2 separate regions of the Mus musculus genome follow, and region 1 is linked to region 2. A link is a loop called in an ENCODE intact Hi-C map of the cell type or tissue named here. Cell type or tissue: heart. All regions are shown on one strand.

Region 1 (8,000 bases), 84 kb after region 2:
TGGTCATGAAAACTAAACTTTGATTCTTGTTAAGTGTATAAAAAGGAAACAGATAAGCAAAAGGAACATAATTAACTAATCAAGTATGTAAAATATAGTTTTATATGTTTTGGGCCAGCACAATACTTATAAAGGGTTTTACCAATTACTTAACAAAAGAGCAAACTAATTTGATGACAAAAATTTAGAAGCCCTATTCTCTTTTTCTTCACGTTCACCATAAGATCTTTATACAAAAGAACTTACCATATTCAAAACTTCTAAAGCAGACTACTCTGACTCCTGATATACAAGAATCAAAGCACAGGTTACAGTGCTGGGGGTGGGGACGGGAACCAGCACTAAGGCAAATCTCTGAGTTCAAGGTCAGCTGGGCCATATGTCCATAGCAACCTGTATCCTCCTTCTGAGATGCTATCCCACAACCAAACCAAAAAAACATGCATATTACGCCCTTCAGTATCCGTGGATGATTGATGTAATATCCATAGGGAACCAAAACTTTAGGATGCTCAGCTCCCTCACATAAAATAGCATTTTTGTTACATAAAACAAAAATCTGAGTATGCTTACTAGATCCACTTTACCAAGTACTTCTAATCTGCAATTGGCTGTACCTATAAATATATAACCCACTGACAGACAGGTTTGTATTTTTGTTTTTGTTTTTAAAGATAGGTTGATTTCTCTGTATAGCCCTGGCTGTCTTGGAACTCACTCTGCAGACCAAGCTGGTCTCAAACTTGGAGACCTGAGTGCCTCTGCCTCCTGAGTGATGGATTAAAGGCATGCACCACCACAGCCCTGCCAGAACCTATTTTAAATTAAAAGTACCTGCTCCTACTTGTAAAGTATTTTGAAGCTTGTTGTTGAGTTTGGTCCTGTATTTGGACTTTTAGTTTGGAAAACATGACTATGTTCAATATGAACAGTTCCACAGACACAATTTTTAATTCAACTTTTTTTTGTTTCTTGAGATAAGCAAAGGCACTACTGCTGAACTATATCAACAGACCCACTAAGTTTTAATAATGGATTTAAACCATGAAAACTTATGGTCGTATATTGGGTGAGTAATAATTTGGAAAACGTTAACTGTTGAAGGCAGACACTGTCTGAAAATCTCCATAAATTAAAAGTTAATATGCAATAGTTCTTGTAGAATAAATGTTTGAATGCTCAAAGATTTCCTTATGAACAGAGGAAACCTTACTGAGTGCTCGCTCTATCATTGTATTGTGTTTATATTAAATGGTTAGGTATTTTACTCATTTATCACTCATATATGTTACCCACTAAATATGCAACTTTAGCCACAAAAAGTATATCTTAATATTACTATTTATTTAATGCCATGGTTTGATTTCTAGGACCTAGGGATACACGTAAGTAGTAGAGAACTTGGCTTACATATGCAAAGCCTATGTATGATCCCCAGCACCCTCATGTCCCCCCAACACAAGGAGAAAAAAAATCCTGAGAGCCATAAAATAGCTCAGTAGGTAAAGGCACTTGCCACCCATCCTGGTAACCTGAATGCATTTTATCCCTGTAACACACATGCATGGTCAAAGACGAGGACCAATTCGTGAAAGTAGTCCTCTGACCTCCACAAACATGTCAAGGCACGTGTGTTCTCACACAGAGACATACGTACACAAAATAGATAAATGTGGCTTTAAAAAAAAAAAGATTGAATCAGCTTAGTCTCCTTTTAAGACTTATTTTCAGAGATCATCAACTTTTCAGGTTTGGAGAAGTCTAATTTTGATGATTCATGCAACAGACTGTTGACAAAATTTTCTTTCACAGGGTAAAGTTAAATGTGATTTTCTTGAAAAACAACTTGAATTTGGGAAGACTAGAAAAGCCAATAACCAAAGACTGCACTTGATTATCAACAGTATCATACTGCTGGAAAAAACTAAAACCAGAGTTATGGACTAACTGGTAATCTTCCCAAAGACAGGCTGAAGTCCTAAATCCATGTTACCTGTACTTATTTGGAAACCAGTGTCTGTGTGGATACAGTACTCAATTTAGGATGAGGACAATTTCAGATGAGGACAGACATAAGTATCTGAGACTGTCCTGTGCCTACAATGCCAGAGATTGGACAACTCTACAAGCTAAAGAACAGAAAGATAGGTGCCATCAAAACCCAGAAGGAAGGAAGGTACCTGTCAAACTTTGCTTTCATACTTTTTGCCGTTAGAACCATAAAAGAGGACATTTCAGTTGTTTTAAGCCACCTAGTTTGTAGTAATCTGTTACAGTAAACCCAGATACTAACACTAGGATTATTATCATTCAGTCTTTTCTATAAATTATTCTGTATTAGAACTGCAAATGACAACAAACAGACCTGGAGCCAAAGGATGGCTCACTGCTTAAAGACGTGCTGGCTGTTCTTACAGAGCACCCAAGCTCAACCCCAGCATCACATCAAACAACTTAGACTTTCTGACATTCCAGATCCAGGGGACCAAATATCCTCACACTCATGTGCACATTTACACACTCAACACAGGCATGAGCAAGCATGCGTGCATACACATGTTTACACACACACACACACAGAGAAATAAAAATAAATCTTAAATGGAAAAAAGGAAAACGCTTCAATTGACTTCAAAATGACTTCTTCAAATAATGACCGCAAATATTTACAAAACTCATTTACAGATTGTGACAAAAAGATGAGAATTGAAATATGTTTTAAATCTCTTTGTACCTAGCAGTTCTGTATTCTTAACACTAAAGGGATTCAGAAGTGAAAGCAGTTAAGATCTTGAGTTGGTGGCTAGCCTGGGCTCCTTCCCCCAAACTGAAATAAAGTTCTATAGTAGCCCGAGTCGGTAATCTCAATTGTAAGAAGCTAAAGCAGGAAAGGCGCTGAGCGGTCTAGGCCAGTCTTTGCAACAGAGTAACAAAGAAACAAAACACCGACCAATCAAATAGAAGCTGGTGGGAAACAGCAGACACCTGAAAGATTTAGCAATGGTCAAAAGTGGAAGAATCCGGACAACAAAAGCTAGGACTGACACATAGACATAAAGTAGTAATTTTTCATTGAACAGAGACGGTGGCCAGAAGGCTCAGCAGCTACAGCACCGGCTGCTCTTGCAGAGGACCTGCCTCCAGTTGCCAGCACCTCATGGCAACTCACAACCATCTGTAACTTCAGTTCCAGGGGATCTCCACAGAAAAATACTATCTTTTTTTAAAAATGATTTTTTTCTTTAACTAAGGAAATAGGAGCATGCCCTCAATTAATAATGTAACAACATTGTTCCATTAATAGTAAAAAAAAACAAAAAAACGTGTCATGGAAGTATATGTTACTGAGAAAATAAAACACGTGGTTATACACTAGCTGTTTAATTTTTCTATAATTAAATTAAGTTCTAGGGCTTGATGTGGTAGTGAATACATTTAATTCCAGCATTCATGAGCGAAGGCAGGAGTTCCAGGCCAGCCAGGATCATATAATGAGGCTCAAAAAAGTCCTTAAATATAAAGCTTACTTATGTTTTAAATTGTGTGTCTTAAGAATATCCGAGAACTCATTACGTCTCCCCTGATGCTTTAGAAAACCACCCCACAAATAAAGTCTTTACTGTTCTGGTTTGGTTTTAGCTGGATGTACTCAAAAAAAAAAAAAAATCCAAGATTGTTTTTGTTTTATCTAGGGTTAGGAAGAGAAAAGGTAAATGAAGTATTAAAGACTGCTAATTTAATCAAGCACAGTCAAAATTTGCTCAGTGCCCAGTTTTGTTAAGATGACACTATTATCCACAAAACTACGAAACAACTGAAATATAGGATACTACTTGTTTCCTCAGTGATGCTTAACACATAATACCCATCACTGGGTAAAAACACCAAAACTAAGCAACTAAATGATACTTGTCTAGGACGCAGCAGAAAGCGGTTGCGCCTGCGTAGTGCGAGTCGCAGAGTCGAAGTTCCAGATCCCGGCCCCCGCCGCCTCCGCCCCTCCACACTCCCTGCCCCTCAAGGGTTCCCACTGCGCACGCGCACTGCTTAACGGCCGCTCAGGCGCCCAACAATTAGTCCCTTGCCTTCTCAAAGGAAACTCTTAGTTCGAAGAATGGGTCGTGAGCCCTCTCCTTAGCCAAAGGCGGTTCCCTTCGGGCGACAGCGGCTCTCTCGCTCACTCTCTCGGGCGGACGCCGGAGCTTCTCCGGAATGAGGTTCTGGCGGTGGCGCCAAGCAGCGTACGCAGCCTGAGTCCCGCTCCGTTCGCCACACTGACCCAGAGGACTTTAGTCCTCCGGCAGGTCCCCCGGGGTAAACTGCTCGTCGCTTACCCGCTCCGGTTCCGGAATACCGCTGTCGCCACCGTTCCTGTAATTCTCTCCAACCTTTCGATGCTTCTACTTCTTCATGAACAAGACAAGATGGCGCCCGGTGGTTCTCACCCGGAAGTGAATGATAATAACATCCGCTTTTCGGCTGAAGTCACACTGATTCTCAGCCAGGCTTACGACCATGTGATCTTACCGACGGGACGAGTCCGCGCCATTTTTGTTGAGGGCAAACCCAACCCACCTCGAGTTGGACCCTCTTGTGTGTGAAGCCCGTGTCATACCCGACACATTTTCATTTGTACAGCCAGCACAAAGCCGAGCCTAACGTTCCGGTACAATGGACGGAATTTAGTAAACTTTAGGCAGGAGACCCTCGAAGAGCAAATGCGTTCTAAGAATCAGTTCCGCTTTGGGAAGGATGCTGAATCGCTTTGCCTCTTTCAGACTACGGAGAGGACCGCAAGTCAAACCCTGCCAACTTGGAACTCACTGTGCCAGGCCTGAGTCGCAGAGCCTGAGTTCTGGAAGCAGGGTGTTTGCTAGGTCTCCTTGTTCACCTCCTAGCATCGCGCCCCCTGGTGGGAACATTTACTCAGTTCAACTTCGCTCAGCTACTCTTTAAGGAAAAGTAACTGAGAAGCAGAGTTTCCACTGGTCCTTCCTTACCTAAACTCCAAGATGGCCTCCCGAAAGGAGGTAAAAGGTGTTTAGCGTGAACAATGTTCATATATCTAAAATGTCAACTTTCCAGACTAGGAGTTTAATTACAAAAGGAAACAAAAATTCTAAGAAACACAGCATTCTTAACCTAAATATTGGAAAATGACTTTCTTGAAATGTCAGTGTAACTAAAAAGAGTTATGAAGGAGAATTCCAGGAAAAAGTCTGTGTCTGCAAAGATTGATTGGAGCTTCAGTGATGTGGAGAGGTTGGAATTTTACAAGTCCAGAGGCTAATTACCCAATCTGGCCCTAGCTTTACCCACGAATTGCCAGTCTTTGCCAACCTCCCCATATTAGAGCTAAATCCTGTGACTAATAGATTAAAAACCTTTTAGAACTTTTAAAAAAATGATTTATTTATTTTTATTTTATGTGTATTGGTGTTTTGCCTGCGTGCATGTCTGTGTGAGGGTGTCAAATCACTTGTTGCTGGACTACAGATAGTTGTAAGCTGCCATGTGGGTACTAGGAATTGAACTCTGGTACCAGCGCTATTAACCACTGCCCCAGCCTTTGGAACTTTTTAACTTAGCTGACTCCCAGTTTCCACCAACCCAAGAGCTAAGAATGTTATCAGATAGCATCTGCAGCGATGTAAAAAGTGTCCCCATCTTGCTGTAGCTTCTGTGATGTACACACCAATGTATCTTAAGCCTGCCTTGGTTTATGACTGTCTGTTCTTTAAAAACTATAAAATGTCATGAAACCACTTCCGTGTTATAAAAGAAATTTGGCATAACTGTGTTCCTTGTGCCATGGACATTCAAATGTGGCTCCACAATAAACTCTCTTATTCCCTTTAATGTGAGAACTCTGTTTTTAGCACCCACACCATGCACTAAAAATCTAAGTCTTTGAGTTGGGAACTGCACAAGAAATATCAAATTACTCTAGAAACAAGACTGTAGTAAACTGAATAAAGAAAATATAGGTAGATGTGAAAATAGGAATGCCCTTTACAAGAAATTCTGTAATTCTCAAATGAAGTATTTGAAAACCATGTAGTCTGTGTGATTAGAATAAAACCCTACTAAGTAAACACCTGCTAGCCTCAAGTTTGCCTTCAACATGTAATTTGGGGAGTGGGGTGGAGAAAACTGCCAATTATCTGGCAATACTATGATGTGAGTTCATGAGGTTAGTACAACTAACTCAGAAGGAGACCTGTACTTGACTATTTCCATTTAGCATCTATAAGAACTCAAGGAGATCTACTAGCAGCCACCAACCCCGTTGCTGGGATTGAAATCAAATGTCACCATACTTCACCTCACTGAGAAACATTCTAGCCAGGAAAATGGACGATCTTTGGTGAAATCTGCTTGGATTAGCAAGGCTATGGAAAATTCCTGCTCCCTATAACCATCTGTAATATATCCCAAGTAAAACTGAAACGAATACTTGGGTGACAACTTTTGCCCTCCAAGGACCTAACATATTAGTGCACAGAAAATTTTACATTGTCAAGTGATTAAATATTTTGACTAGGGACACTAGTGTAAACTAGCCATTTTGGATATCCAAATGGGAGGGCCTATTAAATGCCTTGTAGGGATTGCAGGCACACATCACCACTCCCATGTGTGGATGTCAAGTTCTATTTTATCAGAATATATGCTGTTATGTTAAAGCTCTGAACAGCTATCATATATGAGGTCTGTAATTTGGCTATTGTGTACTGTAATTATCAAGTGCCAGCATCTTGTCTGTATTACCTGGCAATCTACTATTAATGATTACCAGAGAACTTTAACTTCAGGTTTGTTTGTTCCTATTTATAGGGCTGGGAAGATATCATCATTTGTAATGCAAGAAGACTTACTTGTGTTTGATTCCCAGAACCCACACCTAAGAAAACAAAACAAACAAAACAAAACAAAAAGCAGGAGCTGTGGAGTACATTGTGGTCCCAGCACTAGGAGTGATGAAGGTAGACAGATCTCTAACATCTATTGAGTTCAACGTCAATTAAGAGACCCTATCTCAAAAACAAAGGTAGAGGGGCACCTGAGGAATGCTCGTGAATGTCCCCTCCCCCCACATGTGCATATATGCTTATGAGACCTGGTCACCAGGCCACATGTATTCAGCTACTGCCAGTTCAGATAGTACATATGAAGGCTCCCCAATGACCACAAAGTAAGCTGCTGAGTCATTTGTGAATATATCAGAAAGCTAGCCTATCTTGAACAAAAAGCAGCCACTTAAAAATTGTATGCACTAGGGGCTGGAGAGATGGCTTATCGGTTGACTGCTCTTCTGAAGATCCTGTGTTCAAATCCCAGCAACCACATGATGGCTCAGAACCATCAGTAACGAGATCTGATGCCCTCTTCTGGTGCATCTGAAGACAGCTACAGATAATAATAAATATCTAAAAAAGAAAATCACAAATCTAAAAAATATGCAATAGATTAGAAGGTGGTTGACAGAAATAGCTACTAACATTAATGTGTAGAAATTTAGATTATGGTATAGTAAAACATCAGATTTAACTGAGATTCACTATAACCTTCGAGGCAATAATATATATAATGAATTTCTATTTAATGGAAAAGTTTGAAAAGCAAGATACTAGATACTAGATGCTACTGAATGCATTTGACAAGGTAATCTAAAGAAGAAAGTGATGTGTACAGCAACCATGACCAAGGCAGATTTTATAAAAGAAATCATTTAATTGCTTAAAGTTTCAGAGGTTCCGTCCATTATCATCATGATGGTGGCGTGCAGGCAGACACTGGACCAGTGGCTGGGAACTACATCATGATCCATAGGCAGGGAGAGTGACTCTGGGCGTGGCATGGGCCTTTGATACCATGAAGCACATCCCCAGTGACACACTTCCTCCAATAAAGCCACACCTCCCAATTCTTTTAATCCTTTCAAATAGTCCTGGTGCCTAATCATTCAAATATATGAGCCTGTGGGATATTATTATTCA
Region 2 (8,000 bases):
GACTATTTCAGGCCTTTAATCCTGGCTCTCAGGAGGCTGATACAGAAGGATCACAAGTTCATGGTCTACCTGGGCTACAGAGGATCCTGGGTACAGAGATAGTCACATTGGCAGTGGTCTGTAGAACCTGGAGAATGCCTACATTAGACAATACCCTTCTCTATAAAATGTGGAGCTAACAGAATGGGCAGGCTGCACCATGACCCACATCTTCAGGAAATCTGATACTGAAAATCCTGGTTCCTTTTCTATACTGACAATCACAAGGATTAAATAAAATGGTATCTGTGAACATCAAGCATTAAAAGTGAGCAAAAATGTATTCTTACACAATAAGATATGGTCTTGTTCACTTCCAATTTCACCCAATCTGGCTTATACACCCCTCAGAGACCTATTACAATTTCCACTGTTTTGTGCACCTAACATTTCCCAGTCAGATGAACTCCATTCTCAAGCTTTGGACCCCTCTGAACTTCCCCTCTCCAAATCCAGGTTTAGTCCTACACCTAGCCAAGCAGAAATGGCTTGTCACCATCCACACATGGTGCACACTAGCCTCAGCATCTCCACTTCATAAAACAAGTTCTCTTGGGGTTTACCAACCAAGAGCCTACTCCATTTAAAGACCTCAGAATGACTCATTCTGAAATTACAAGCCAATAGAGTTAAAAGCATTTACTACAAAACAGAGGTTTTCCGTTTGATGAAATGTGTGGGAGGTCGGATATTAAAATCCAGGACCAATTTTGACTATATTAGTAAGCAATACAAATGCTACACTTCACAACTGACTTTGCCCAGTAAAATAATTCACATCACAGTGATGCTTTTATATAAATTAGAGAGGCAAAGGCTTAGGAGCTAAAGGGAGATAAATAGGAAATCCTCTGCCCTCTGAACAGAAGAGTCAAGTTCTGAAGGTTAAGTTAGGCCCTATCATAGTCATAAAGATGCTGATCATGAGCCAACATGTGCCAGTGACTTTATAGACACGGGCCATATTAACCTACTTACTTTTGCTAATAGCACTCTAAAGTGGGCATTGCTAGAGTTTAAATTTGGGACGCCATACCAATGCTCTGTCGTAGACAGGAAACTTCAAAGTCAGAAAGTAACTTGCCCAAGGAACTTCAATTTGAGACCAAGTGTGTCAGGCCAAGAATAGCAGCAGATTCCAACTATTCAGAAGGCAGAGGCAGGAAAATTGCAAGTTCAAGGCCAGCCTAGGCAATTCAGCTAGACCATGTCAAAAAATTGCCAAAAAATGAGTGGAGTGAGGATATAACTCCGTGGTAGGGTACTTGGCTTCCATGGGTAAAGCACTGGGATCAATCCCTAGTACAATCCATATATATATATATATATGTAAATATATGTATATATGTGTGCATATATGTATATATATGCGCACACATATACACACCTCAAAACTGACTTTGCTCAGTAAAATATATATATATATATATACACACACACACACACACGTGTGTGTGTGTGTGTGTGTGTGTGTGTGTGTGTGTGTGTGTGTATCAAAAGGCTGAATCAAATTGAACCCAATCCATGTGTTCCCAGAGGCCACTTTCTACATGTCAGAACCCTCTCCCTAGTTAAGGTCACAGGGTCAGATGAGTCGCTTCCTGTGCAGCTTATCACAAAACAACCTTAGAAGGAGATCTGAATAAGAGAACACCTGCAGAGGCCAGCTGGCTAACAGAAAAGGAGCCTGAGCAGCTCCTGGCCCTGCCTGAGAATATCAGAGATGATCCTGTCTCTGTAACAGGCAATGAGTCAGTCTTAGGGATCAGATGGGGACCCTTTAGCTGGAGAACACAAAGTGCAAATGAGCTCCAGGTAATGAGATCATTACTTAATCATTCGCTTGACGAGCAAACTTCCAGACGCTTGAGTAAATTTTATATAGATGCCACTCTACTCTGGGGAAACAAAGGATTAAGACAACAATTATTTTAAAATAGAACAGTGGAAAAATACAAATAACCAAAGTAATATCACAAATAACTAACCACGCTTCACCAAAAACAACACATGCATTGGTTGTACTCACTAGTTAGACTTAATTAACCTTATAACTTTATTTCCTCATGAGACAAAGCCATAGATTAACGCTAATCTGGGCAACAGAAAGTCCAGGCATGGTAGGGGAAGGTTGACATTGACAATGAACTTAGACAGCGGGGCCACTTTATATTTCCCTCCCACACATGTGATTTTGATTTTGCCTAACTGTACAGAAGTTTAGATTTCTCAGCAAGTGAAAGTTTTCCTCTCTTGTACCCGTACCCATCTTCTGACGCCCATCTTCACTGCTCCTGTCTGCGCCATAGCTCTCTGAAAGCTGGCAGAAAGTTGCATCCTGACCACAGGCCTCCCTTGCCAAGAAATGCCCCCTTTCTCAGTTCTCTTCCTTTCTCCCCCCAACAAAACACCTCAAAATAAGCAGGCTCTCCCAAGCAGCCGGGCTCCACACTGGAACCTCCGTCTTTCTCCTGTCACTGTGTAATCTTCATCAAGGTAAGCTAACCTTCTCCTACTCCTTAGTGGTAGCTGTTACAGACACATGCAATCACAGACACACAGGGAGTACTACTAACTTCCCAAAATTTCAGCTGCCTTCTTTCAGTTTGTATTATAATAGGGGTTTATCAATTCATTTGTCAAGAAACAAAAGTAAACAAACCATAGGTCTTAAAACCCCTTGATCCAAGTAAAGATTCAGAGCTGGGGCTTGTGATCACCACAATGGAGAAGGAGCTAGCCTGGGCAGAGGGCTGAAGAGTGTATAGGGTCCAGAGCTTCAAGGGCGTGGTCTATTCCAAGTGAGCTCCCAAGGCCCTGTTATTTCTGCAAGGTCATCAAAGCCACATTTTGGATTCAGCCATGTGAAGCTTCCACTCTCCACAAACTGGAGAAAGGCTGAGATGCTGAATGGTACAGGGGCAGTCTTCACAGGCTATGGAGTGAAATACAACTGAGAAACAACAGGCTACTGTGTAAAATGCTGCACAGGTGTGGGGTTCTTCATATGGACTGAAACCTGACGTGAAACAGAGTTCTCAGACTGGCACCAATGGGGCGTAATCTTCATGCTATCTCACTTTAAAACTTTTGTGTTTGGCTCAACTAAATTCAAGACGCTGTGCTCAATGAGATATACTGAAGTTAAAATCAACTTCTCAGTCTTCCACTGTGGCTAAATGATATGAAAGCCAACACATTTTTCTCAGACCCAAATGCTTTCTTATCCTTTCAGAGCCAACAAATAGTGAGTTCAGTAGGGCGATCATGGTGTCCTCCTGCACTTCCTGAAGTCCATTAGAGGTCACCAGCCACTTTACAGCCTCTAGAACCATGCTCCTCCTTCACCCTACCCCTGGAAAATATGGTAGGAACACATCCCAGCTCCTTCGAAAATACTGGTCAGAAGAGAAATTCTGAGCTACGGAAAATTGCTCTGCCTCCAATAATCTCCAGAGACTGGGGTCCCAAATGCATGGAAATTTTAACCCAAAATTGACATGCCCATTAGCCAAAGGCTGTCTCAGTACCCAGTGGCATCTACCACTAAAGATCTATCTATGGGACTAGCAGTCCCAACAGCAGGGGCATCCATTTATTGTAATTTTCAAGTCAGCCCTGTACACATTCTGCGGCAGGCAGCCATGAAACTGTTTACAGCCCAGGGAGACTCCCTGTTATGCCAAGTGCTCCATGTGCTAGCGCTGCCCTCAGATCTCCTACCGCTCGCAGAATGATTGTATTTAAGCTTGAAGGTGCTTACAGTTCCACACCAGATAAGCAGGTAAGCAGGTTAAGGCTGCATCAAAACTGAACAGGGTTACACCAAGCTTCTGCAACTGCAGCCTCCTAATAATGTTGACATTTATAAAGAAGAGTAAGAGAGAACTAACCTTTTAGGTAAAGATGAGGTTAATAGTTAATGTTCCAGCATCATTACCCATAAACCAATTAGGCGTTTATAAAAGTGTACCTTAGTATTTCTACAGAGCTTTATTCTATTGTTACGAATGCACTGATTGCAGTTAGACTCTTCCTATGGGCTTTAGCAGATTGTTTATATCCATAACACTGGTGACTCACAGCACTTTGCTTTTAGCATCGAAATGATGGAAGGAAAACGCTTTCTTTCCCTTCCCAATTTAACCCTCCCATCAACTCTAAATGGCTCCTTACAAGTGGCCAGGTGACCGTGAAACGCCTTAGGGGGTTAGAGGATGAGAGAGGACGCTTGGACCTTTGGGCGGCGGGACCTAGGGGCTGGTTCCGGAACCCCCTTTGAGCCAGCCCTACCCGGGCTAGCTGCCCTGGTCAGTGCCCGCTTCGGGGGCCCTCTCTCCGGCTCACCTAATGACCAGGAGTTCGTGGAGCAGATACGCAGCCGCGGCCAGCAAAGCTCCCCCGGTCAAATAAAGGGTTTTCTTCCACCAGGGATCCGAGCCCAGCCCTGCCATGATCCCACCGTAATCCTGCAAAGGGAAAGCGATGATGTCCCCATAAAAGGAGAAGGGCTCCTCGGACCCGGCCCACCAGCCGAAGAAGGAGATGCTCTGGTTCCAGCTCAGGTCCACCACGCACGGCCTGGACGAGGCAAAGCCAACCCCCCAGTGCATGCTGCGCGGCTGGCTCCGGGCGCCCCTCCCAGGGCCCGCGCCGCCCGCATGGGAAGAGGCCGGCGCCCGGGCGAGCGGGCGGGTTCAGCGGTGCGCAGGGGGCGCGGGCGGAGGCGACGGCGGAAGGACGCGGACGGCGAGCGGAGATCTGGGATGGCTGGGCCCCCGGGCCCGGCGAGGCAGCGGCGGCCGCCGGCCTCCCTGGCCGAGGCCTCTCGCAGGCGCTCTTTGTGTCAGCGCGTGGAAAGGGCCACGTGATGTCATTGCTCCCCTGGGCCCGGCAACAGAGGCGGGATAATGTCACCTACCCCGCGCCCTGCCCCCGCCCCGCATCCCCGCGGTGCGCTGCCTCTGCTCGGCCGCAGCTGCGGGGCTGGACGCCCGGGCTCGGGGAGGCGGGCGGCGCGGGAGGCTGCGATGGCTGCGGCTGAGCCGAGCCCAGAGCCGCCGCCCTCGGTTCCACCCGCTCCCGCCCGCAGGCGCCTTGCGGAGCGCAGGGAACTCACCTGCCCTGAGCCACAGACCGGAAACCTTGGGCCAGGGCAGATTAAGGTCGGGAGCGTCTGTCTGCTCTCATTGCTTTAAAGAGCTCAGGTAAGCACAGTCACCTAGGTCCCAGGCAAGGTGCTGATGAAGTGATTGAGGTCCGCCTTGACAAATAACAGCAGAAAGTACTCTAGGTGAGAAATCTTCCCACCTTGGAAATCGTTACCAAGGATATCGCTGATACAGGATGGTCCCTTTGGGTGCTGAAAATTTGTAAAATAAGCAACTGTGTATTAAATGGTTTTCCCACTCTGGGTAACCCTGAAGAGATCGATTAGAGATTGGATTTAGGGCCTTATACATGGCAGGCACGCTCTCTACCAACATGGAATGTTCTAGATCCTTTAAATCCTTAAATGTAGACCATGTGTTCTAGCCAGAGCATGGGCAGTTTCAGTTTAGAGGAAATAAAAATATTGAAGACATATGATTTGTCACAATTTAAAATTCAAGTATGACTATAAGAATACATCTGTCCCCCAATACAGTAGAGACTGGGGTGCTGATGAAAGGGGCTCCCATTTCCTGGATTTCACCCCCTTAGAATAAACAGGTTGTACAGTCATGCTAGAAATAAAACAAAAGATTGTTTACCACCATAGCTAGAGAAGGAGGCCCTACCCAAGTTGTCACGAATTTTAGGGTCATCCCAAAGGGAGTTAAAGACCTCTCAGGATGTGTAGTCTGACATGAACTTCCATGAGAAGGAGACAGCAATCAGCCCAATGCAGTGACAGAGGAGGCCAACAGAAGGCCAGCCTGGGCCAGATACCAAGGAGCTACAGGGTGTCATCCCCCACACACTAACACAATACACACATCCTGCAAGGCACTGCAGCACTAGGTGGGACTAGGGGCATCCTCTCCCACTGAGACAAGATGAGGTGGTCCATTTAGGGGTGCGGGATCCACAGGCAGGCAACAGGCCCTGCACCAGTTGTTGGGGGACTGGAAGACTGACTCTTTAAAGAACCGCTTCTTTTCTTTCGTTTTTTCAAGGCAGGGTTTCTCTGTGTAGCCCTGGTTGTCCTGGAACTCACTCTGTAGACCAGACTGGCCTCGAACTCAGAAATCCGCCTGCCTCTGCCTCCCAAGTGCTGGGATTAAAGGCATGTGCGACCACTGCCCTGCTAAAAAACAAAACAAAACAAAAAACAAAACAAAACAAACTGCTTCTAAATGCGGAATGGACACTCGGATCTCAGATTTGACTGGCAGTAGCTATGCAGTCCTGCCTCATCTCTAAAGGCAGAGCGGGTAGGAGCTAAACCTGAGCGATAAGACCCTCCACTAGGCACTGGAAGGGTGTGAAGATTCCAGATGGAGAGCCACCACCTTTACTCCTTCCCTACAATCACAACTGAGTTTGTCAGTTTTGGTAATTCCTCCCAGTCAAAAGAATGGAATATACCTCTGGCCCTGGGCAGAAAAGGCATTCTGATCTTTCTCTGGCGAACAGAACATGTCATACTTTTGTCTTTCCCCTTAAGAGTTAATTCATCTGGGCCTGTCAATCACTTGGCCAAGAGACCACGCCCTCAGTAAGGCTGATGCTAATGCTGATCATGCTGTCCTCCAGCGCCTCCTGACTATTTTTATGTCCTTTTGTGAAAAAGAACCCAAATAGGGAGTTTTAATTTCCCCTATATTAAAATCACTATTAGTGGTGAACTAATAATTTTTTGAGCATTTTTTTCCAAAATTAAGTCAAAGTGTTGAAAGGGGAGGGAACTAATTAACTGAACACTTACCTACACAGTATTTCACAACATAATTTTTCAGTAATTTTTATTTATGTATGTATTTATTATATCTAAGTACACTGTAGCTCTCTGCAGACGCTTCATCAGGAGAGGGCAGCAGATCTCATTATAGATGGCTGTGAGCCACCATGTGGTTGCTAGGATTTGAATTCAGGACTTTCGGAAGAGAAGTCAGTGCTCTTAACCGCTGAGCCATCTCTCCAGCCCATTTTTTCTTTTCCTTTGCTTCTTTTTCTTTTATGTAGATATTTTCTTTATTTACATTTCAAATGTTCTTGGTTTCCCCTCCAAAAACCTATCTCTCCCCTCTGCCTGCTCACCAACCCCTCCCCCCCCCACACACACACACACTCCTGCTTCCTGGCCCTGGCATTCCCCTACACTGGGACATAGAACCTTCACAGGACCAAGGGCCTCTCCTCTCATTGATGACTGACAAAGCCAACCTCTGCTACATAAGCAGCTGGAGCCATGGGTCCCTCCATGTTTACTCTTTGATTGGTGGTTTAGTCCCTGGGAGCTCTGGGGGTACTGGTTAGTTCATATTGTTGTTCCTCCTATGGGGCTGCAAACCCCTTCAGCTCCTTGGGTCCTTTCTCTAGCTCCTCCATTGGGGACCCTGTGCTTAGTCCAATGATTGGCTGAGAGCATCCACCTCTGTATTTGTCAGGCACTGGCAGAGCCTCTCAGGAGACAACTATATCAGGCTCCTGTCAGCAAGCACTTGCTGGCATCCACAATAGTGTCTGGGTTTGGTGACTGTATATGGGATGGATACTGTCTTAGTCAGGGTTTCTATTCCTGCACAAACATCATGACCAAGAAGCAAGTTGGGGAGGAAAGGATTTATTCAGCTTACACTTCCATACTGTTGTTCATCACCAAGGAAGTCAGGACTGGAACTCAAGTAGGTCATGAAGCAGGAGCTGATGCAGAGGCCATGGAGGGATGTTACTTACTGGCTTGCTTTCCCTGGCTTGCTCAGCTTCCCCTTATAAGCTCAGTTTTCTTATAGAACCTAGGATTGCCAGCCCAGGTA

Evidence for each region. A loop is a pair of places that touch in the nucleus more often than their neighbours do. Peaks named below come from ENCODE experiments on the same cell type or tissue, not always from the same donor. Only the 100,000 strongest peaks of a DNase experiment are listed, where the experiment ranks them.
Region 1: a loop joins it to region 2, with 2.0 times the contacts of the local background. A loop is called at or near these places in 6 of 42 quality-filtered maps.

What each region holds. Positions count from the first base shown.
Region 1 is chr4:21,844,474-21,852,473 of GRCm38, reverse strand. It overlaps Pnisr (PNN interacting serine/arginine-rich), which reads right to left and starts at 4,426. Exons shown (of 11, transcript NM_001369189.1): 1 at 4,335-4,426. It overlaps 4930528A17Rik (RIKEN cDNA 4930528A17 gene), which reads left to right and starts at 4,026. Exons shown (of 1, transcript NR_028384.1): 1 at 4,026-6,147. In heart, a CTCF peak has its summit at 4,917 (motif pointing left); DNase peaks (open chromatin) are centred at 4,003, 4,483 and 4,823; H3K4me3 peaks cover 2,576 bases; H3K27ac peaks cover 1,408 bases.
Region 2 is chr4:21,928,216-21,936,215 of GRCm38, reverse strand. It overlaps Faxc (failed axon connections homolog), which reads right to left and starts at 4,890. Exons shown (of 6, transcript NM_175234.4): 1 at 4,387-4,890. The coding sequence starts at 4,652. In heart, no CTCF peak of the experiment used is centred here; DNase peaks (open chromatin) are centred at 4,595 and 4,935; H3K4me3 peaks cover 2,005 bases; H3K27ac peaks cover 1,281 bases.